Linked DNA regions of Homo sapiens: regions 1 and 3 are each linked to region 2. The links are chromatin loops, found by intact Hi-C in ENCODE. Cell type or tissue: A673. All regions are shown on one strand. Each heading gives the region's core, and the rest is flanking DNA. Links, peaks and the distances in the headings are about the cores only.

The links. Peaks named below come from ENCODE experiments on the same cell type or tissue, not always from the same donor. Only the 100,000 strongest peaks of a DNase experiment are listed, where the experiment ranks them.
Region 1: it touches region 2 in a loop (9-fold over the local background); 13 of 110 quality-filtered maps call a loop at or near these places.
Region 3: a loop joins it to region 2, with 6 times the contacts of the local background. A loop is called at or near these places in 89 of 110 quality-filtered maps.

The regions. Positions count from the first base shown.
Region 1 is chr12:70,729,118-70,737,252 of GRCh38, forward strand. All of the region lies in intron 6 of PTPRR (protein tyrosine phosphatase receptor type R), which reads right to left. The region is part of intron 1 of LOC124902960 (a long non-coding RNA gene); the gene reads left to right. Among named protein-coding and RNA genes, the nearest start is that of PTPRB, 96 kb to the left of the region's middle. In A673, for the core only: a CTCF peak has its summit at 4,451 (motif pointing right); a DNase peak (open chromatin) is centred at 4,484; H3K27ac peaks cover 380 bases.
Region 2 is chr12:71,743,666-71,751,800 of GRCh38, forward strand. No RefSeq gene overlaps it. Among named protein-coding and RNA genes, the nearest start is that of RAB21, 7.1 kb to the right of the region's middle. RefSeq lists a silencer at 4,200-4,409. In A673, for the core only: a CTCF peak has its summit at 3,521; DNase peaks (open chromatin) are centred at 3,506 and 4,626; H3K4me3 peaks cover 501 bases; H3K27ac peaks cover 917 bases.
Region 3 is chr12:71,411,431-71,419,565 of GRCh38, forward strand. No RefSeq gene overlaps it. Among named protein-coding and RNA genes, the nearest start is that of LGR5, 24 kb to the right of the region's middle. RefSeq lists a silencer at 4,310-4,359. In A673, for the core only: a CTCF peak has its summit at 4,380 (motif pointing right); a DNase peak (open chromatin) is centred at 4,411.

The DNA.
Region 1 (8,135 bases), core at 1,712-6,711, 1.0 Mb before region 2:
ATTTAAATACAGATTATAGAAATATATACTAATATAAATATATTCAAATACACCATAGACATTTAAATATATGCATTTAAACTTAAATGTATTTAAACACATGCATTTAATGAATATATTTAAATATGTTATACATGTTTGCATATATGTGTGTATATATAGATCTTTATACAGATTACATGTAGAGATGATCTATTTGTATCTATCTGTCTATCTATCTATCTATCTATCTATCTATCTATCTATCTGAGTATCATCTTTCCCCAACCCTGGACCAGAGCTGTTGAAGCTGAATTTGGATTGGACTCTAGAATATTTTCCATCTGGAAAGTCTGTTTAGATAGGAATATCTAGAAATATTACAAAGTTTCCCTAGAGGACTATGTTAAATGAGTTTTGGGGACCACTACTCTAAGGTTTCTCCCAACTGTAAAATGCTATATTTTTGGCCTTTTGAGAGGCCCCCAGCTCTAAAATATTAACACTTACTTCTAGATTATAACTATGCCCACCATAACCACTTTTACCAACAGTGAGTGGGAATGAAGGACGAAATTAAGCATTTATTAAGGTCTAATGTACACCAGGCACCTTAATAGGCAATACAAATACATGGACATGGCAATAAAAAAGAGACATCCTTACCTCCAAGCAGCTTACAATTTAGTTTACTGAATTACACAGTTTACTTTCTTATGAAGAATCATAATGATTTAAGAAAAAAAAAACCTGAGGAGTCCAATAACCATGTTCAAGCCATGTTTTAATTATTTTACTTGTTATTTCTATTTTGAGGATTTTGACGTTCTAATGTCATTTGATATTTTTCATAATGTCATTTGATATTTTTATCCTCTTGGGGGGATACAACTAGTGGATGACAAAAAAACAATGAAAAAATAATAATTCCAAGCAAACTATTATTGACATTGTGTTAAAGATTTTGTGAGACACCCTGCCCACACTAGATTTCACTAGTATCACCCTAGAGGATGTAAGTTCTAATGAGAATTTCTGTCACACCCAAGCCTCGATTTTTACTTTTACAGTATAGTGCTGTTTCACTCTGCCACCTGCAGGTCATATATGGAAGAACATATTTAAATTAGAAGGCCTGGCTTGGTGGCTCACTCCTGTAATCCCAACACTTTGGGAGGCCAAGGCAGGTGGATCACCTCAGGTCAGGAGTTCAAGACCTGCCTGGCCAACATGGTGAAACCCCGTCTCTACTAAAAATACAAAAATTAGCCGGGCATGGTGACGGGCACCTGTAACCCCAGCTACTTGGGAGACTGAGGCAGGAGAATAGCTTGGACCCTGGAGGAGGAGGTTGCAGTGAGCTGAGATCATGCCACTGTGCTCCAGCCTGGGTGACAGAGCAAGACCCCGTCTCAAAAGAATAAATGAATTAAAAAAAAAAGGTAGAAATCAGAGGCCAGGCACAGTGGCTCATGCGTGTAATTCTAGCACTTTGGGAGGCTGAGACAAGAGGATCACTTGAGACCAGGAGTTGGAGATCAGCTAGTGAGACCCCCATCTCTGCAAAAAATAAAAGAATTAACTGGACATGGTGGCATGTGCTTATAGTCCTATTTACTTAGGAGGCTGGGGCGAGTGGACTACTTGAGCCCAGGAGTTTGAAGTTACAGTGAGCTAGGATCATGCCACGCCACTCCAGCTTGGGGGAGAGAGAGAGAGAGACAGAGAGAGGAAGGAGAGAGAATGAGAGAGAGCAGAAGGAAGGAGGAAGGAGATAGAGAAAGAGAGAGGAGGGAGGAAGGAGAGAGAGAGACAGAGAATGAAGGAGAGAGAGAGACAGAAGGAAGGAAAGAGAGAGGAAAGAGAGAGGAAGTGAGGAGGAAGGAGAGAGGAAGGAAGGAGGAAGGAGAGATAGAGGAAGGAGAGAGAGAGGAAGGAGAGAGAGGAAGGAGACAGAGAGGAAGGAAGGAGGAAGGCAAGAGAGAGGAAGGAAGGAGGAAGGAGAGAGAGGAAGGAAGGAGGAAGGAGAGAGAGAGGAAGGAAGGAGGAAGGAAAAGAAAGAAAATATACTTTAAAGTGAAATAAACAACTCTCTTCTATGAAACTGTGATGGAAAGTTAAACCATTGGTCAAGATTATAATGATTACCTGGATCAAAAATTTGGATGGAAGAAAAATCCCTCCCCAGAAATGAAAAAAAAATGTTGGAGTTTAAACATGTACAAATAGGAAAGCAATGGTAAGGACAGTCACCCCTCTACACAATGTTCAAAGATGAGGAAGTATTGCCTCACCTGGAGAAACTTGCAATCGCCTTGTCTGAGACCTCTCTCTAGATTTCTAGACCATTCTTTCACTAATATGGAACCACTCAATTGTAGGATATTTTCTTAAGTGTCTTGATGCATATTTACGCTGTATTAACAGGTTCAGGATAGAGTCTCTTAAAGTTTACAAAGTTTATTCATTAAACAGGAGCAGAGGGGCCACGACCACAGACCTTAAAAACCAATTGGCCACATAGGGTGGTTGGATAATTTAAGCACCCGTGAAGGAGGTGGCAAGTGAGAATTTCTCCCTTTCTCTGGGCTTTCTAGAATCAACTGGATGTTTTAGAGCTGAAATAGACGAATATGTCTAACTCCCATGAGTAAGGCTAACTCTGTATCATTCAGTCAATTTTTAGAGAACCTCTATTATGTGTGTGGTATTAGGAAGTAGGAAAACAAAAACGAATAAGCTCTCAGGAGATCCTACTGTGTGCACGTGTGCCTACACACACATGTGTGAGTTCTTGATGGGGTCAGGGAACAAGAGAGGTAATTTAGGATGGTTTATTCCTAGATTCTGTATTTTTCTATGTATCGGATGGGAGAAGAGAATTTAAGGACAGCAACACTGATTTTAAAAAGCTGCCTTGGGCAATGAAAAAAAGAGCTGCCTGGAAAAACGGACAGGTGTTTGAGTAGGGCTGACCATCCTCTGGAGACTGACAAGATGAAGGATCCACATCTGAGGTATATTCCTTCAGGCAAAGTGGGCCTCTGCCATACTTTGAATGTATTCATTCTCATAGATCCTTTAGTACTTCATCATTTTTACTCTTATTTTTGATTAAGGTGGGTTTAAAATTCCAACTTTTTTTTCTTAGAAACCTTAAGTAGACTAAGGATTCTGTCAGGAAAAAATATTCCTCTGAATAGGGATTTGGTAACAACATGCTAAGTTAGGAGCCAACGTAACAAGAGTAAAACAAATGATTCAGAAGATCATATTCACAGCAGGGACCGTGAGGGTTTTAGGAGCTCCCCTCAGAGCCCCAGGTGCAGCGTGACATTGCCAAGGACATGCAGGGAGCACAGCTCCAAGGGGCTCCCTCTCGATGTCTAATGAGGCCAGGCAACCTGCCAGCACCACAGGCTTCTGTGGGGCAAGGGCGAGGTGGTGGTGAGCATCCATTTTTTTTTTGTTTGTTTTCCTCCGAGGCAGAGTCTTGCTCTGTTGCCCAGGCTAGAGTGCAGTGGCATGATCTCAGCTCATTGCGACCTCCGCATCCTGGGTTCAAGCAATTATACTGCCTCAGCCTCCCAAGTAGCTGGGATTACAGGCGCACGTCACCACGCCTGGCTAATTTTTGTATTTTTAGTAGAGATGGGGTTTCACCATGTTGGCCAAGCTGGTCTCAAACTCCTGACTTTGTGATCTGACCACCTCAGCCTCCCAAAGTGCTAGGATTACAGGCATGAGCCACTATGCCCGGCGCATCATCTATTTTTATTTTTTTAAAACATATTTCTTCCTATAAAATTAACTTGATGTCCAAGAACTTGTTCCTTTTTTCATATTGAGATTTAACAAATATTTATGGAACACGTACAAGGTGGTAGGCATTGTGCTACAGACACCGCCTTGAGGGAAATCAAAGCCGAGAGGGAAAACGCAGGAAATGAAAAGTAAGGCAGGTGGGATGGGGAGGGCCTGGAAAAGGGGAGAATCCTTGAGGGCTGTGTTTTAATCCATGATTTGGAAAAAAAGGTTTCCTTAAATAAACAAATGTATACACTATAAGACATTATTAGGGAACAATAATTTCATTTGATACACTGTTGTTAAAATTACTTAAAATAATGAGAAATGAAAATGATTGGATGCCAAGCATTGTTAGAAAGTATATCATATTTAAAAGTGTTCACAAGAATTTGTCAATTCTCAAGTTAAAGCTGTTTCATCACTACACTGAGACCTGTTTTCTAAGGTATATACCAAAAAAAGATTATGCCTTACCCGCCAGAGAGGACGCTGTCATAAAAAAAATACAAACAAACAACAACAAAAAAAAAAAAAAAAAAGAAAGAAAAAAAGAAAAATTATGGCAAAAAAAAAAAGAAAAAAAAAGAAAAAAAAAGATTTCACCTTTCTTTTCCTTCCATGAGACAAGGGGCTAACAACTGTGTCAACATGAAGTTCTCCACTAGAGGGAACTAATTCCACGTCCTCCAATCGTGAGCTTCATCAGGATGTGTCTGAGAACAGTGCTCTCTCCATGTTTAGATTGTACCCAGATAATCATGCTGCATTGCTAAATGGGAACGACACTTTAAAGTGGTTTTTATAAGATTTCCAGAAAAAGATAGTTTTATATTTATATAAATAAATTGAAGTGTATATTTTATGTTACAGAAAAAACCCACATCAGTTGAAAAATAATTGTGTTCAAGTCGCCTGCCATGAGTAACTTGTGATTCTTCACTGTTCTGCTCTAGAGGTCATGTGCTAATATCTGGGTGAATTTGATGAGAGGAGAGTGGTGCCTCACTTCCCAGGAAAACAATGTTTGGGCAGTTCATAAAATGCACATAGTGGGACCCTGAACTACATAGCTTTATGACACATTTCCAAAAACTCCTAAGGCAAAAGTCTCTGGCTGCAAGGAAAAACCTCCTGACACAGTATCTAAGATTCAGAACTGGTCGCTCTTAAAATAGGAAGCAAAGCTTATGCTGGGAATTATCTGTGCCTGCCCTGATTAAAACGCTTCTTCAGAACAGGCCATTTCACCTAATTCTGTCAACCTATACATCAAGATTTGGAACATGGTCCCCTAGCAAAAATAAAAAAAAATCTCATTTTAAAAAGCACTGCATTTAGTACCCTCCAAAGTGAAACTCTAATTAATCACATGTAGAGGAATCAGAGAATTTGAATCTCAAAAAATTGTACCACGACCACCTCTTCTTTAGGGTCAAGACAAAAAGAACTTTATAGAAATGCACACCCTACTGAATTGCCAAAAGAGTTCCCAGGGTAGTTAGATTTTGTCCCCCATGGTATGAGTGCAAATGGAGAGTACCCTGTAAAGCTGGAAGCAGTGTCCTGGATGGGGTTGCAGGCTAATGGATGTTGAAGGATTGTTGGGGGTCAGGGTGGAAGGGCTGAGAAGTCCTTTCTGCTTGAACCTCAGGGTGAAGCAGCCTGTATGAGGGGTGGTCTGGGGGCAGATACAGCAGTTAGAGGACTCAGTGGGACTTATTCCTGCTGCTCTGCCAGGGACCACAAGTAGAGAAAGGGAAGGCAAGGAAAGGAAAGGAGCAATTACTGTGATTCCTCTTAGAGCCACTGCCAGGTCTACACTTTCAGGACTCATTAGACTACAATGGCTTAAACATTTCAGGGTCTGCTTGGAGAGAAATTATGCCAGGCCTGTGCTTTCCAATGAGTAGTGGCCAATTTTTACCTTTTTAGGCAAAGCTCCTCTACTTTTAATTCTTAAATAATATATGTTGGCTCCTGTTTTACTCACCCTGGGTTGTATCCACTGTCATTTCTTTCACTTAACAAGATTACATTTTTGTCTCATGACGTACCATTAATTTTCAGGCAGGTTTCAAAACTTTTGCCTCCTTTTTCTTCATTCCTGTGGGGTCTTTTATTTTTTTAGAATAAAAAACCCTATGAAAATTTTGTTCATAACCCTCCAGAATTCCAACCTACCTATATAAAATCTGACAAATAAAGAGAACAGCTTGATGCTCACTGTTCATGAAGGGCTTGTGCATGTTTCCAGTGCCTCCCTCAGCTCTGGACATCCCCATACAAGTATAAGAATATGAAAATATTTTATAAAAATGTTAGAAGGTGATTAGTCCGTTCTCACACTGCTAATAAAGACATACCTGAGATTGAGTTAATCTATAAGGAAAAAGAGGTTTAATGGACTCACAGTTCCACATGGCTGGGGAGGCCCCACAATCATGGCAGAAGGTGAAGGAGGAGCAAAGGCATGTCTTACATGGCAGCAGGCAAGAGAGTGTGTGCAAGGGACCTGCCCTTTATAAAACCATCAGATCTCGTGAGACTTATTCACTATCATGAGAACAGCATGGGAAAAACCTGCCCCCATGATTCAGTTACCTCCCACTGGGTCCCTCCCATGACATGTGGGGATTATGGGAGCTACGGTTCAAGATGAGATTTGGGTGGGGACATAGCCAAACCATATCAGAAGATTAAAATTTTGTCATCTGTATCACCTAGAAAAAGGTAAGACATGGTAGTTACGTGCAGATTTTGTAAGCAGGTTGTCAAGATTGTATCTTTGGCTAGATTTTTATTTCTTTGTGACATTGAGCATATTACTTATCTCTCTAAGTCTCTCTGTTAGCATAACTGCAAGATGGGCATAGAAATACTGCCTGCCTCCAGGATGTTGTGAAGGTTGTCTGAGATCATACATAAGCACAGTGGTTGGCAGGTGGCAGGTTAGTGTCCAACCCATCAGCTGTGACTCTGCATCCTTCTATTACAGCAGCACGGGCAGCAGCTTAGTGCAGGCATGACCATGTGCTTCTCTGCTGTTCCTGCCACCTCCACTGACAATCACACACACAATGAAGTGGGCGAGTTATTATGCAGGATGTTTGAACAATATGGAGACCACTCCATCCTTTTCTGACTTGAGTATTCTGAATTATTGCCTTATAGCCCCCTCACTTTGGCTTCTTTGCTCTATTCGTGTTCACCTTCCTCTTGGTCATTTATGTCAGATTACCACCAGGCCTCCAGAATGGCAAAAATCAGATTAAGGAAAAAACTGAGACAGACAATGTGCTTCTAGAATGGCAGTGAAATGGTTATCTGTCATGAGTGTTTTGAGTCCACCTCATGAAATTGCACTTTGCTTGATTTAAAATCTGAAAAATATTCTGAAAGCCAAGCATAAAATTTGCTAAGAGGAAAAACAGTGTGACGCTCCATAATATACCTACTTGCTAAATATACTGATTTGTAGTTTATTTTAAAATTGATTTCCCACAGATTATAGGTGTGTACGCCTCCTCCCAACCCCCAAAGCATGCCAATTTATTATTAATTAGGAGTACAGCCTCTGGAGCAATACTGCTTGGGTTCGCATTCTATTTGTCACCCTCACAATCCTACTGACTTACTATTAAGTTATTAGGGCCATAACTTATACTCTCTGAGCATGAGTTTCCACTCTAAGGAGGGGATAAAAAGTCCCTTGGGTTGGTGAAATGAGATAATGCATGTGAAGGGTCAACAGGGCATACTGAGTTGTTATTTTTATTGATGTTATTTGGAGTTAAACTGGAATTTACTTCTACGTGTTTGCTATATTTTATGTTTATAAGCCCTCATGTTGTCAGGCTGAGCAACTGAGTCATGGTTGATAGACTGTGTTCAATGGGGCTGGGTCATAGGTTCCAATAGAATGAATGGTGTTTATTTGAAGGAGGCCGTGTGGTACGTGTATAATGGCCTGGGAAAATCAAAGGAACCTGGAGTGTAAACTTAGCTCTGCTGCGACCTTTGGCAAGTACAGTAATGCTGTTGGTGCCCCACCCAGGTCGCCTTTCTCCAGCTGGTGCCCCATCCTCTCCTGCCCCACTGCTGGGAGGGTAGCCTGTTAGTGGTGCCCAGCTGCCACTTCGCTGGAGCAGCCCCCTCAGCTGATGGGTGTTGCTGAGCCAGAGGTGCCTAGGAAGTTATGCCTCCACCATCCCTGGGTGGCCTGGAGTCAGTGGTTGGCTGGCATGAGGGTGCAGAGGCTCAGCCCCCTCACCTCAAGGTGAGACAACTGTCCATGAGGGGCCACTCATGCTCAGAGATCCCTGTGCAATCAGGCTGAGGGTAGATGG
Region 2 (8,135 bases), core at 1,006-6,005:
TATGTATGTATATATTAAATTATATATATAATATATGTATGTATATATTAAATTATATATATTTTGTCACCCAGGCTGGAGTTCAGTGGCACACTCTCAGCTCACTGCAACCTCTGTTTCCTGGGTTTAAGCAATTCTCCTGCCTCAGCCTCCCGAGTATCTGGGGCTACAGGCCTGTGCCACTATGCCTGGCTAATTTTTGTATTTTTAGTGGAGACAGGGTTTGACCATGTTGGCTAAGCTGGTCTTGAACTCCAGAACTCAGGTGATCTGCCCACCTCAGCCTCCCAAAGTGCTGGGATTACAGGCGTGAGCCACCACACCTGACTAAATATATATATTTTTAACTGAATGAAAATGAAAATATACCATGTTGAAATTTATGGATGCACCTAAAACAGTGCTTAGAAATATATAGCATTAAGTACTTATAATAGGAAAGAATAAAGATCTCAAGTCAGTCATCTAATTTTCCATGTTAAGAAACTGGAGAAAGAAGAGCAAATTAAACCCAAAGCAAGCAGGAAGTAAGAAATAATAAACAGCAGAAATCCATGAAATTGAGAATTGAAAAATAGTGGAGAAAAATCAATAAAACCAAAGTGGACTCTTAGAAAAATAATTAAAATTGATAAATCTCTAACTTGACTGACCAAGAAACTGAGAATACTTAATAACCAATATGAAGAATAAAAGAGGGAAGATCTCTACAGACCCACAGACACTAAAGGATAATAAGGGTATGCTATGAACAACTCTAATTAGGACCAGAAGTAGACTGAGGAAAGTTCATAATAGTGGTAAAGGAGAATAAGAGAGGAAGCTGAAGCCAGAGGAATATAGGGACTGATAGCCCTGAGAATGAAGTTAGTAACTATGAATTTGTATTGATGCACAAAATTCAGGTGGCTTAGAAAATTGTTCCAGAAGTTCACTTTAAGGTTGGTGTTTTGTGATGATGCAGTGTAAATATAAGGATATATGAAAATGAAATGTGCTGGTAAGAGTTTAGATACTCAATGCGGAGTCTGAACCTGGTTGTGAGCAGCGTGGGAGTATGAGGCAGCTAGAAGTCAGGGAGAGGGAGAGAGACCAAGAGAGGACTGGTGGATGGACTGGGGAGGGAGGCTGCGCTTGGAAGTTCAAGGAAATGGAAGTTTGCACAAAAGCCAAAAAAAAAAAAATAGTGAAAATGAAGTCATAAGAATAATACCTTTAGCCATTTATTTTGCACCTACTGTGTTTCAGTCATTATTCTATACATGGGATATAATGGTAAGCAAAACAGGCAGATCTCGACTAGTTCAGGAACTTACATCTTTAGTACTGATAAATAAGTAATTATAATACTCAATAATACATGCTAGGAAGTACTTAAAAAGGGGTATAGGAGAATGGTAAGATTTTGTTTTGTTTTAGAGATAAGGTCTTGCTCTGTCACCCAGGCTGGAATGCAATGTCATGATCATAGCTCACTGTGGCCTCAAACTCCTAAGCTCAAGTGATCCTTCCATCTAAGCCTTGAAGGTAGTTGGGACTACAGATGCGCACCACCATGCCTAGCTGATTTTATTTTTTTAAAAATTTTTGGTAGAGATGATGGGGGGGTCTCACTATGTTGCCCAGGCTGGTCTTAAACTCCTGGCCTCAAGTGATCCTCTTGCCTTGGCCTCCCAAAGTGCTGGGATTACAGTGCAAGCTACTGCGCCTGGCCTAACAACAGCTGGATTTTAATTAAAATCTTTTCCAAGTAGGAATGAGTAACCAATAGGAAAAAACACTCAAATAAGTGGTACTGAATGGTATAATTCTCAGTATACACTAGTATTAATACTTACAAACTTCCCATTCGACTACAGCTATCCCAAAGCTCTCCAATCTCAACATCACAAATCTGTAAGAATCCTCAGCCAAATTATTTCACCAGGGCAAAGCAATTTCTTTATTAAAGAGGCTTTTAAAATTCTCTACACTGACTGATTTCTCAAGAAGATGCGAAAGAATAGTCATTCAGGCCCATCTCAAATAGACAAATATCTCTAGAATTTCCAGTTTCATATGACTAGTGGCATCTAGTTTTTAAAAATCAACATACTGCAGACTGACTCATTGAGACTGTTACCATTCTGAACTGAAACTTTTTAGTAATTAAAAAATTGCTGTTCACTTTGGGAGGCCGAGGTGGGCGGATCACCTGAGGTTGGGGGTTCGAGACCAGCCTGACTAACATGGAGAAACCCCGTCTCTACTAAAAATACAAAGTTAGCCGGGCTTGGTGGTACATGCCTGTAATCCCAGCTACTTGGGAGGCTGAGGCAGGAGAATCGCTTGAACTTGGGAGGCGGAGTTTGCGGTGAGCTAAGATTGTACCATTGCACTCCAGCCCAGGAAACAAGAGTGAAAATCCATCTCAAAAAAAAAAAATTGCTGTTATACATCCTATTACCAATCATCTCAAACATACACTTCCATCTGATATAATTAGGTAAGCTTCATGCCATGGTTATTTCAAAATACAATTTCTAAAGGCAAAATAAAATACAATTGGCCCACCATTTGTGGGTTCTGCACCTGTGGATTCAACCAACTGAGGATAGAAAATATTCAAGAAAGAAAATGTCTGTACTCCACATGTACAGACTTTTTTCCTTGTCATTATTCCCTAAACGATGTAGTATAACAACTATTTACATAGCATTTACAATGTATTAGGTATTATAAGTAATCTACAGATGATTTAAAGTATACAGAAAGTTGGGAGGCTGAGGTGGGTGGATCACCTGAAGTCAGGAGTTTGAGACCAGCCTGGCCAATGTGGTGAAACCCCATCTCTACTAAAAACACAAAAATTAGCCAGGCGTGGTGGTGAGCACCTGTAATCCCAGCTACTCGGGAGGCTGAGGCAGAAGAATCACTTGAATCCAGGAGGTGGAGGTTACAGTGAGGCAAGATCACGCCACTGCACTCCAGCCTGGGCAACCAGAGTGAAACTCGGATGTGCATAGGGTATATGCAAATACTACACCATTTTATATAACAGACTTGAGCATTCATGGATTTTGGTATCCATGAGGAACCCTGGAACAAATCCCCCATGAATACTGAGGAACGACTTTACATATTTATGACTAAACAACGTTTTCGGTTTCTTTACTTGCCTTCCCTTTTTAACTCTTGAGAGTGTATATTTTTAGTAGAAACTGGTGGAAAGATCTGAGAAGCTGAACATTGGACTTAAATTCCTTCTTTGACAAACATATGTAAAGTTTCTTGGGACACTTTTAGTTAACAACTTAGGGAAAAATGGCTTGTGAACTGTATCTTCTCCCCTTTTCCACCCAAGAGTCATAGGATTTTGGAATATTCTTGTTTTCTACAACTCAGAAAAAAATCTCCCCATGGTTTCCTTCTTTTTAATGTTGAAGGACACCTAAATTTTGAATTACGCTGGCAGCTTTAAATGTATGCTGGCCAACCTGGTAAATTTTATTGGGCTGCTAGTGCCTCTCTGTGGCCAGTGACTACAATTACAGCTCAGTTTATTGCCAGTGAGAAGCATTTGAAAGATTGCTTCAGATGTACAAATAGTGGCTTTGGAAGCTGCAGAGGCCAGGCATGGTGGCATTCACCTGTAATCCCAGCTACTCAGGAGGCCGAAGCAGGAGGATCACTTGAGCCCAGGAGTTCTAGACCGGCCTGGACAACATAGTGAGACCTCCATCTCTATTAAGAAAAAAAAAAAAAAGCTGCAAAGAACCTAGGGGAATGAGATTAGAACTGACCCAAAGCTGTGGGGACCTGGGCTACACCGGGGAGGGTAGATAGCTAAGCAGGGACTGGATTTTGATTGAAAGGAGAAAGGGGTGTGCATGCTGGGTAGATATCAAACATGATCACTACACATATTGTAATTGTTTCTGTGTTGCCTCCCACACTAGAATATGAGCTCCATGATGGCAGAGACATCTTGCCAGGCACTCAACAACAAAGGTTGCTGAATGATTGAGCAATAAAGGAATAAATGGGATTCATTCATAGAAATTACACATTAGTTGATAGCTGCTATTCTATTACCCTTATTAGAGGCTTAAGATGGAAAATGCTTTGAGTAAATTTTTTTTTTTTTTTTTTTTTGAGATGGAGTCTTGCTCTGTTGCCCAAGCTGGAGTGCAGTAGTGCGAACTCGGCTCACTGCAACCTCTACCTCCCGGTTCAAACGATTCTCCTGCCTCAGCCTTCCGAGTAGCTGGGATTACAGGCACCCACCACCACGCCTGGCTTATTTTTTGTATTTTTAGTAGAGATGGGGCTTCACCATGTTGGCCAGGCTGGTCTCAAACTTCTGACCTCGTGTCATCCACTTGCCTGGGCCTCCCACAGTGCTGGGATTACAGACATGAGCCACCACACCCGGCTGCTTTGAGTAAATTTTATTTAACAATGCTCCATATGCCCAGGAGTATTTCTCAAACCTCATTTTTAATACACAGTATTTTATAGGCTTAGCTCCATTCATTCCTTTGTTTCAGTTAACACATATTAATTGAGCACTACATTCCAGAAACTGGAGATACAAAAATGTGACAGACACAGTTCTAGCGCATAGCAGACAAAATCCCTGCTTTGCTGGCAAACCCCCAATTTCAGCTCCCTCCACTGTGGCAGCTGCAGGAATCGTGTTTTGTTTTGTTTTTCTTCAGGTTCGTTTATCTCTCCTGTTGTACTCCTGTTTTTCTACACTTTAGCTCCTAATACTCAACTTATTCTTTTTTGAAAGGATGCATATTATAGTATATTAACCCAAATTCCTTGAAATTTCTTGTACTTGTAGAAAAGTGATATAGAAACAGTGCATCTGTAAGTACTAGAATTTCTCCAAGTAGTTATAAAAGTGTTTTTGAATTCTCCTTTTGTCTCTGAGGAAAAATCTAATTAGAATAAGAATGTATTTTCTGTAACAGTTGCTAAAAGGAACCAATGTTCAATGGAGGATTAAAAGTGCCTTGGGGATACAAGATAATTCTACGTGGAGAAATGAAGCTGAGAAAATACTTAAATGACTATGTGAAAGACATGCATAGATAATACTGGCAAAGTTGGAAATAGTTTCTTCGAGCTTTTGAGTTTCTTATTCTTTTACTACTTGTTCAGCCCTACTCTCTGTTTGCCTCCATAACTTAATATAACCAGTGGATTTATAATTATGACGGGCTGTAAAAATATACACACTTCATTAGGCTAAAGTAGGGTTTCTTGACCTTGGCAACATTGACATTTTGGGCTGGGGCACTTGTTGTGGGGCACTGTCTTGTGCATTGTCAAATGTTTAAATGCATCTCTAGCCTCTTCCCACTAAATGCCAGTAGACAAAATATCACCAGATATTACCAAATGTTCCCTGAGGAGCATAATTACCCCTGGTTAAGAACTAGTAGACTAAATCAACCATCTTTAGTTAAGTTCCTGAGCAAGTTTATTTCAACTCCTACCACTCAGTTGAAACCGTTCAAATCAAAATTTCAAATTGCTCTCTTGTAGCTAAACCAGTAGATACTTAAGACACATAAAGACCAGTCCATACTTAACTTCACCTCTCCAAAACATTTCATGATTCCCTTTTTCTTAGAATGTTCTCTTCTCTCCTTGACATTAACTTCCCCAGTTTTCCTCTAATTTCTTTGTGTATCTCTTTGCAGCTCCTGTTCCTCTACCCATCTCTTAAAAGTCATTGTTCTCAGGTGCTCTGTCCTAGGCCCTCTGACCCTCTCACTTTATACACTCTCCCTGGGTGATCTCCTCTACCCCTGTGGAAGCTATTTCTCTCTGTGCATTGATGATGTCTTTGTCCTTTTCTCAAGCCCAGATCTCTCTCCTAAGCTGCTGGTTCATAAAACCAATTGCCTACTAGATATTTATACTTGAGAATACCTCAGGCACTTCAAAATCAAAATGTACAAAACCAAGAAAGTACAATCAAAAAATGTTTTCTTCCTCCTGTGTTTTTTATTCCAGTGAAAGTCATCACCATTTACCAGTTGACTAAACCAAAACTGCAGGATTCATTTTTTATTCCTCCCTGTCTCTAACTTTCTCACTTTTCGTAACCATTGTTCCCCAAGTCTTGTTAACTCTACCTTCCAAGTCAGTGCTTTACAAACTTTACCATGAATAAGAATCACAAGGAGGGATTGTGAAAGAAAAGTTTCTTCTTGGATTCAGTTGCAGAAATTCTGATTTAATGGGGGTGGGGGATGGCAGAATTGTATTTCTAACAAGCTTCTAACTGCTGCTGTTGCCCTGAAGACTGCATTTTATGTCACACTGTCCTAAAAGACTTCTCATTGTTCCTATAGTAAAGCCCAAGCATGACTTTCAAGGTTGTATAGAATCTTATTTACCTCTTTACATTCATCTCTCACCATATATTTTTTCAATGGTAAATGAATGAGTGAAGGATGAATGAACCAGAGATATACAAAGGCCATTGACAATCCTCCATTCCAAATGAAAAATAAGAATTATCTGACTCCTTGACTCTAGCTATTTCATCAAAATTCAACAATTGAGGTCTCTACATGGTTATATGATCATACTGGGATTCATGATATTGGTCTTTTTTTTGTTTTTCCTTGCAGATGGGGTCTTGTTTTATCATCCAGGCTGGAGTACAGTGGCATGAACATAGCTCACTGTAGTTTTGAACTTCTAGGCTCAAGTGATCCTCCCACATAGCTGGAACTATAGGTGCATGCCACTATGCCTACTTATTTTCTAAAATGTATTGCAGGGCCAGGCACAGCGGCTCACTCCTGTAATTCCAGCACTTTGGGAGGCTGAGGCAGGCGGATCACTTGAGCCCAGGAGTTCAAGACCAGTCTGGGCAACACAGTGAAACCCCATCTCTACAAATACAAACAAATTAGCCAGGCATGTTGGTGTGTACCTGTAGTACTAGCTACTCAGGAGGATGAGGGGGGAGGATCACTTGAGCACAGGAGGTCGAGGCTGCAGTGAGCCAAGATTGTGCCACTGCACTCCAGCCTGGGCAACAGAGTGAGACTCTGTCTCAAAACAAAAAATATTGTAGAGACAGGATCTTGCTATGTTGCCCAGGATGGTCTTGAACTCCTGGCTTCAAGCGATCCTCCTGCCTCAGCCTCCCAAAGTGCTAAGATTACAAGTATGAGCTACCATGCCCGGCCCAGGACATTGGTCTTAATTCACAAACGTAGTGCAAGAACAGGGGGAGAAAGGAAGAGTCATTCCAAAAACTAGGTCTCATATACATTATAAGTAGTCCATAAACTCAACTTTATAACCACCACAAAATGGGTGAGGTTGTTCTTTCCCGCCTACAGAATTAAAGCTGCATTTTACCTCTGTGCAACAATTTTTCCCCATTTGATATTGTGCTGCATGTTCATTGTTAACTTGATTTCACCTGTATAATTATTCCTGTTTTTTACTGGGGGAAGAGGAGCTACATGAATTTGCACCCTATCATGCCTCAGTCCTCACCATTCAGGAATATGTTTTGAGTTATGCACTCACTGAAGTGTCCCCATATTTTTGCAGCTCTTCTCTACGGAGGAACTGGAGCTCTAGTGTTTTTTTTTTTTTGTGGCAGTCCGTGTTAAGTTTATACAGACCAATCATAGTTGACTCTAAGACTGACCTAAATTCTTAAGGGCGTAGAATCTATCCCAGAATTGGCCTGAATCTCTTTCAATGCTTTGACTGTTATGGGCTACTTGTTTTCTCACAACATACTTAAGTACGTTTCTTATGGCTGCTGTAACAAATGATCACAAACTTGGTAGCTTAATACAACACACATTTATTCTCTTTTAGTTCTGGAGGTCAGGAATCAAAATTAGTTTCACTAGGCTAAAATCAGCATATCTGCAGGGCTGAACCCCCTCCAGAGGCTCTAGGGGCTTCTTGTCTTTTCCAGCTCTGGTGGCTGTAAGCATTCCTTGGCTTATGGCTACATTGCTCCATAATCTGCCTCTATGGTCACACTGCCTTCTCCTCTTCTGGGTGTGAAGCATCTCTTTCTGCCTCTCTCTTATAAGGATACTTGTGATTGCAGTTAGGGCCCACCCAGATAATCTCCCCATCTCAAGATCCTTAAC
Region 3 (8,135 bases), core at 1,712-6,711, 330 kb before region 2:
CACCCACCAAGTATCTCCTGTCTTCAGGAGACTCACCTAACACATAAGGACTGTCATAAACTTAAGGTAAAGGGGTGGAAAAAGATATTCCACGCAAATAGAAACCAAAAGTGAGCAGGAGTAGTTACTCTTATATCAGACAAGACAGACTTTAAAGCAACAATAGTTAAAAAAAAAAAAAAAAGATCAAGAGGGACATTATTTAATGATAAAAGGATTAGTTCAACAGGAAAATGTCACAAACCTAAATATATATGCACCTACTACTGGAGCTCCCAATTTGATAAAAACAATTATGACTAAACCCAAGAAATAAGATAGACAGCAACACAATAATAGCGGGGACTTCAATACTCCACTGACAGTACTAGACAGGTAATCCAGACAGAAAGTCAACAAAGAAACAGTGGACTTAAACTATATCCTAGAACAAATAGACTTAACAGATATTTACAGAACATTCTACCCAACAACTGAAAAATATACATTCTTTCATCAGCACATGGAACATTCTCCAAGACAGACCATATGATAAGTCACAAAACAAGTCTCAATAAATTTAAGAAAATTAAAATTATATCAAGTATCCTCTCAGACCACAATGGAATAAAACTGGAAATTAATTCCAAATAGAACTCTCAAAATTATACAAATACATGGAAATTAAATAATCTGCTCTTGAGTGATCTTTGGGTCAACAATGAAATCAAGATGGAAATTTAAAAATTCTTTGAACTGAATGATAATAGTGACATAACTTATCAAAACCTCTGGGACACAGCAAAAGCAGCGCTAAGAAGAAAGTTCATAGCATTAAATGCCTACAACAAAAAGTCCAAAACGGCAGAAATAGGCAATCTAAAGTCACACCTCAAAGAACCAGATAAACAAAAAACAAAATAAACCCAAACCCAGCAGAAGAAAAAAAATAACAAAGGTCAGAGCAGAACTAAATGAAATTGACACAAAAAAAAAAAAAAACAAAAGAAAAATGAAACAAAAAACTGGTTCTTTGAAAACTTAAACAAAATTGATAGACCATTAGCGAGATTAAGAAGAGAGAAGATCCAAATAAGCTCAATTAGAAACAAAATAGGAGATATTACAATCAATACTCTAGAAATACAAAAGACCATTCAAGGCTACTATGAACACCTTTATGCACACAAACTAGATAACATACAGAAGATGGCTAAGTTATTGGAAATGCATCACCCTCCTAGATTAAATCAGGAAGAAACAGAAACTCTGAACATACAAATAACAAGTAGCAAGACTGAAACAGTAATATTTTTTTCTTTTTTTTTGAGACGGAGTCTTGCTCTGTCGCCCAGGCTGGAGTGCAGTGGCGTGATCTCAGTTTACTGTGAAACAGTAATTTTTTAAATTGCCAACAAAAAGAAAGTCCAGGACCAGATGGTTTCACAGCTGGACTGAAAACTGAACTAAACGGGGAAAAGTTGGAAGCATTGCCCCTGAGAACTGGAACAAGACAAGAATGACCCATTTTCACCACTTCTATTCAACATAGTACTGGAAGTCCTAGCCAGAGCAATGAGACAAGAAAAAGAAACAAAAGTCATCAAACTGGTAAAGAGGAAGTAAAACTGTCACTGTTCGCGGTTGTTATGATCATATACCAAGAAAACCCTAAAGGTCCATCCAAAAAGCTCCTAAATCTGATAAATAAATTCAGTAAAATTTCAGGATACAAAATCAATGTACACAAATCAGTAGCACTGCTATACACCAACAAGAACCAAGCTGAGAATCAAATCAAGAACTCAACTCCTTTTACAACACTTGCAAAAAAAAAATAAAATGCTTAGGAATATACAGAACCAGGTGAAAAATCTCTACAAGGAAAATTACAAAACACTGCTGAAAGATATCATCAATGACACAAACAAATGGAAATACATCCCATGCTCATAGATGGGTACAATCAATATTGTGAAAATGACCATACTGCCAAAAGCAATATATTGCTTTGATGATGCAAAGCATCATATTGCTTTTGGCAGTATGCTCAAAATTGCTGCAGATTCAATGCAATTCCCATCAAAGTACCATCATCATTCTTCACAGAACAAGAAAAAAAAACATAAAATTCATATAGAACCAAAAAAGAGCCTGCATGGCCAAAACAAGGCTAAGCAAAAAGAACAAATCTGGAGGCATCACATTACTCAACTTCAAACTATACTAAAAGGCTATCGTTGCCAAAACAGCATGGTACTGGTATAAAAATACACTTAGACCAATGGAACAGAATAGAGAACCCAGAAATAAAGCCAAATACTTAGGGCCAACTGATCTTCAACAAAGCAAACAAAACATAAAGTGGGGAAAGGACACCCTATTCAACAAACGCTGCTGGGATAACTGGCAAGCCACATGTAGAAGAATGAAATGGGATCCTCATCTCTCACCTTATATGAAACTCATCTCAAGGTGGATCAAAGACTTAAATCTAAGGCCCAAAACCATAAAAATTCTACAAGATAATGTTGGGAAAACTCTTCTAGACATCTGCTTAGGCAAAGAGTTTCTGACCAGGAACCCCAAAACAAATGCAACAAAAACAAAAATAAATAGACTTCTGCCCAGCAAAAGAAATAATCAGCAGAGTAAACAGCCCACAGAATGGGAGAAAATATTCACAAACTATGCGTCTGACAAAGGACTAATATCCAGAATCTATAAGGAGCTCAAATATGCAAGAAAAAAAAAACAAATAATCCCATCAAAAAGTGGGCAAAAAACATGAAAACATAATAGATATATAATCAACAGACATGAAAAATACTCAACATCATTAATTATTAGGGAAATGCAAATTGAAACCACGGTGAGATACCACCTTACTTCTGAGATAATGGCCATTACTTAAATACCAAAAAATAATAGATGTTGGCATGGATGTGGTGACACTTTTACATTGCTGGTGGGAATGTACACTAGAACAACCACTTTGGAAAACACTATGGAGATTCCTTAAAAAACTGAAAGTAGAACTACCGTTTGTTCCAGCAGTCCCAATACTGGGTATCTACCCAGAGAAAAAGAAGTCATTTCATGAAAAAGACACTTGCATGCTTATAGCAGTATAATTCACAATTGCTAAAATATGGAATCAGCCTAAATGCCCATCAATCAATGAGTGAATGAAGAAAATGTGGTATATATACACCATGGAATAAAAAGGAATGAAATAATGGCATTCACAGCAATGAATGGAGTTGGAGACCATTAGTCTAAGTGCAGTAGCTCAGGGATGGAAAACCAAATATCATATGTTTTCACTTATAAGTTGGAGCTAAGCTGTGAGGACACAAAGGCATAGGAATGACATAATTTGGAAACTCGGAGGAAACAGTGGGAGGGGTGAGGGATAAAAGACTACACATTGGGTACAGTGTACACTGCTCAGGTGACGGGTGCACCGAAATCTCAGAAATTACCACTAAAGAACTTATCCATGTAACCAAAAATCACCTGTTCCCCAAAAACTATTGAAATAAAATTTAAAAATTTTTAAAAGAATAAATGACAAAAGACACATTAAATTTAAGCTGTCTTTCTCTTAGGCGCTACTTTGTAAACCTATCCAAAAGAGCATGTGTGAGAATGTAATATAGTATAACCACTTTAGAAAAAAATTGGCAGTTCCTCTAAATGTTCAGTGTAGATATGACCCAGCAATTGCATTCCTAGGTATCTGTCTACTCAAGATAATTGAAACATATGTCTACCTAAAAACTTAAACACTAATGTTTATAGCAGCATTATTCATAATAGCCTAAAAGCAGAAACCTCATTGCCCATCAAATAATGAATAGATTAACAAAATGTGGTATGTCCATATAATTGAATACTATTTGTCAATAAAAACTAATGAAATACTGATCCACAACACGAATAAACCTTAGAAACAGTATGCTAAGTGAAATAGGCAGACACAAATAAACATACATTGTATGAACCCATTTATCAAATGAGTCCAAATTAGTTAAGTCTATGGAGACAGAAAGTAATTTAGTGGTTTCCAGGAGCTAGTGGCAGAGGAGGTAGGGTAAAAGAAAGAGAGCTGTAGCCAATGGATAGAAGATTTCTTTTGGGGCGATGAAAAATGTTCTAAAATTAGATTATGGTGATGGTTGTGCAACTCTGTAAACACAGTAAAAACTAATTGTACACTTTAAACAAGTGAATCTTATTGTATATAAAGTATATATCAATAAGACTGTTAAAAATTGCTTTAAAAACAGCATGTTTGCTTCCTACCTTGACCAAGAGGAGACTAGCAACAACAGCAAAGGTGTTTCATCCCTATCTTTAGCAACATTTGCACTTTTCGTCAGCCCTCTGCTAAACGCATCATTCACTACCAGCAGAGGGAGCTAAAATGATAGTGTTAACCAATCTCTGCTCCCAATCACGCATCCTGTGAAGACAGTAAAAGACTATTTTCAAATTTAAAGAAAATTAGGGACAGTTGAGTTTGTCCCTACTTATTTCTACTTATCAAAAGGATTGAAAAGTTGATGTGACTATTCGTCTCTTTAAAACAAGTTCATATTGATCTACTTATACATCACAGCTTCTTGATTGCACAATATTCTCCATAAGAATATCTAGATATAATGTGATAGAATTCGACATTTGACCAAATCCTTTTGTTCTCTTTCCTTATCACTTGCTTTTTAGACAGTCAATAAAATGCAGCAAAACAAAAAATTTACATCCTCCCATGAAACCTAATCATTACATACATGCATCTCCCAGCTTTACCCCTGCTCCAGGATCAACCAATTTGTAATGTCATTACAGTGCTTAGGATATTACTGCAAAATAAACATTGGCTATTTTTGTTATATCCCAGGTTGATAAAACAGCTTATGAAAGGGCATTCATTTATTCTAGAAATGTTATTGAATGTCTTTTATGTTACCAGGCAGTGGTGAAAAAAAGCAGATATAGAAAGTGCCCTTGTGTGACTTACATTTATATGGGGAGGGGTCTTGATATAGAATAAACATACGAATAAAATGGAACACCAAATTGTAATAAACACTTTGAAGGAAAGGCAGAAAATAATTAGAGAAATTATAACAGGGGCTGGGGGGACCTAATTTAGATTGGGTGGTCAGGGAAGGTCTTTGAGGAGGAAGCACTTACCCCTAAGAATGGAGAAGATAATATTCTAGGCAGGGGAAATAGTATTCCGTGAGCCTTGAGGAAGGAAAAGACTAAAGGAACTTCAAGAAAGCCTGGGGCCTGTGATGAAAAATGGTACTGGCTGAGGTTGAAGAGTAGGGAGAGGGCCAGACCAGGTCAGACCCTGTAGGCCATGTTAAGGGATTGATATTCTATATTAAATGTAATGTGGAGCCACTGAAGAATTTTGAACCCATACGTGGGTTATCATTGTTGCATGTCTAATAAACCATTCTGGCCCTAGAGTAGAAGCTTGATCAAAGAGGCTCAAAAGTAAATGTGAAAAGGGCATGCTAATGTAAGGAAATCAACAATTTTTTGTGAATTGAATGTGAGATTCAGGAGGGTTGGGAAATTGTGGAAGTCATTCTAGAAAATCAATGACACAGTCCCCAGCCTATTTCAGGGCAGGCTCCAGAATTCATGGCACAGTCTGTGTTCATTCCATTTCCCTGCTAACACCACTCCTAGCTACATCCTCAAAAAAGGATCAGCAACTATGAAGAGCATAGCCAAGCAACAGTAATTCTGCTTTTCCCTCTCTCAGGTTATGTAGAATCAATCCTAAAAAAGAAAAATAATAACAAACTACTCGCATGCTTCCCTGAGAAAACACGCCTAATTTAAAAATATATACGTGCTTTCCTAAAACTGTGGGCCCCTGTTGCTCCAGCTGTTAGAGTTACAATGGTGCATCAAATGAGGGTAATCAATTTAACACAGATGAGTAAAGATATAATATTTCAAGCTGAGCATTGGAATTAACTAAATTTACATGCATGTTGTAGTGGAAAAAGCAGGGAATGTAATTTCAGAGGACATGGGGTCAATCCTTACTCAACCACTTACAAGCTCTGTGACTTCAGGCAATTTACTCAACTTCTTTAAACCTCCAGGTCCCTGTGTGTAAAATGTAGATAATAATAATGTCCACCACACAGAAAGGTTATGAACATGAAATGAGTATGTTAAATGTTCAATGGCTTTTCGATGTAATTATTTTAAGAATATACTTCCAAAAATGTAATCAAGTTCCTCAAAATAAATTTCTATTAAAAATAGAAATCATTCTAGAAAATAGCATTTTCCTTAATAACATTTAACTTGATTGAACATATTAATCTAATTTAATAAATTGAAATATGTTAGGTAGTTCTCTGCATCAAAAAAGTACCATACAAACAACTATAAAGGAACTAGTTATAACTTTTCATTATTGTAGAAGTGCTAGATATCAGGAAAATAAAGGGACATGAAATAAATGGAATGTAAAAAATACCACCTTAGGTTCTAAAGAATGAGACTACTTATTTCCAAAGGCATATCAATATACCCTGGAAACAAAATAATCATTCAGTGTAAAAGCATTATGAAAATATTTCCAGTATCTCAGTTCCATCACTTACTCATTATGTGACTTTACACACTTAAAAGTCTATAAACGTCAACTTCCTCATTTATGAAATGGAGATAATTGAACCTAATTCATAGGTTGATTGTGAAAAGTCAAATAAAATTGTACTTGTAAAGCACTTTAACACAGTCCCTGACACAAGTAGGTACTGAATAAATGTCAGTTGTCATTGATATTATTGTTGTTGTCTCAATATCTGAAAGTATGTTCTAGGTTTTTTGCTTAGAGAATATTTTGGGGTGTTTATTTCAGATATTTTCAAATAGAATAAGTGAATTCATTCCAAGTAGACCCAGTCTCCATCACAATTAACCAAGTGTAGTGGCATGCACCTGTAGTCCCAGATACGTGGGAGGCTGAGTGGGAGGATCTCTTGAGCCCAGAAGGTTGAGGTTGCAGTGAGCCACGATCATGCCACTGCACTCCAGTCTGGGTGACAGAGCAAGACCTTGTCTCAAAAAAAAAAATTACTCTTTCTAAGGGTTATTAAAGACCTCCACAATGCTAAACCTTATAGACGTTCTCCCTCTTCATTTTAAATTAATTATGAGTATAGTTTACTATTGATCACTCCTTGTCGCTTGAGATAGTTTCTTTCATAGCTACCAGACACTGCTGTCTTCTAATTTTCCTCTACTCTTACTGGCCACTTCTCCCTAATCTTTGCTGGTAATGATTCTGTGCATCAGCCTCTGCAGTTGACCTTTTATAGGCTAGCTTTCAGAGCACTTCAGGTTCAGTACCTGGACCTCTTCCCTATTCTACCTCTACCCATCCCATTAGTGATCTCAACAAGTATTGTGGCTTTTAATACTATGTACATTCTGACAATTACCAAATTTTAATATCCATCCTAGAGTCCTCCTCTGAACACCAGACATATATATTCAATTACATATTGTTTGCATTCAGACATAATATACTCTCTAAATTAACACATTCAATTCCTGCCTCCTTTTCTTTTCTTCCAAACTTTTTCTTCCCACAGTCTTCCACATCTCAGTTAACGACAGCTTCATCCTTCCTGTTGATCACAACAAAAACCTTGAATTCTTCCTTGATTATTCCCTCCCTGTCACAAACTTCAAATCCAATTCATCAGCAAATTCTGTCCAATCTATTTTCAGGACATATCCCAAATCCAGCCCCTAATCCAGCCGCTGGTTTCACTTCCACCGTTATCACCCTAGTTCAAGCCACCACCTGGACTAAGATATCCTTGCCTTTTCCTCCACCCCTCTTCATAACTCATCTCTTCCCCACCCAACAGACAAAAACATTCCTTTAAGTATAAATTAGATTGCATCACTCTTCTGCTCAAACCCTCCAGTGACTCTCCATCACACTCAAAGTGAAATCCAAAGTCCTTGCAATAGCCAGTCAGAGACCATCCTGAAGTCCTCCTTCCTTTTCAGTGCACTCCAGCCACACTGGCCTCCAACTGCCCATCAGACATGACAGCCTGCTCCAGCCAGCTCAGGGTCTTTCTATTTGCTGTTTC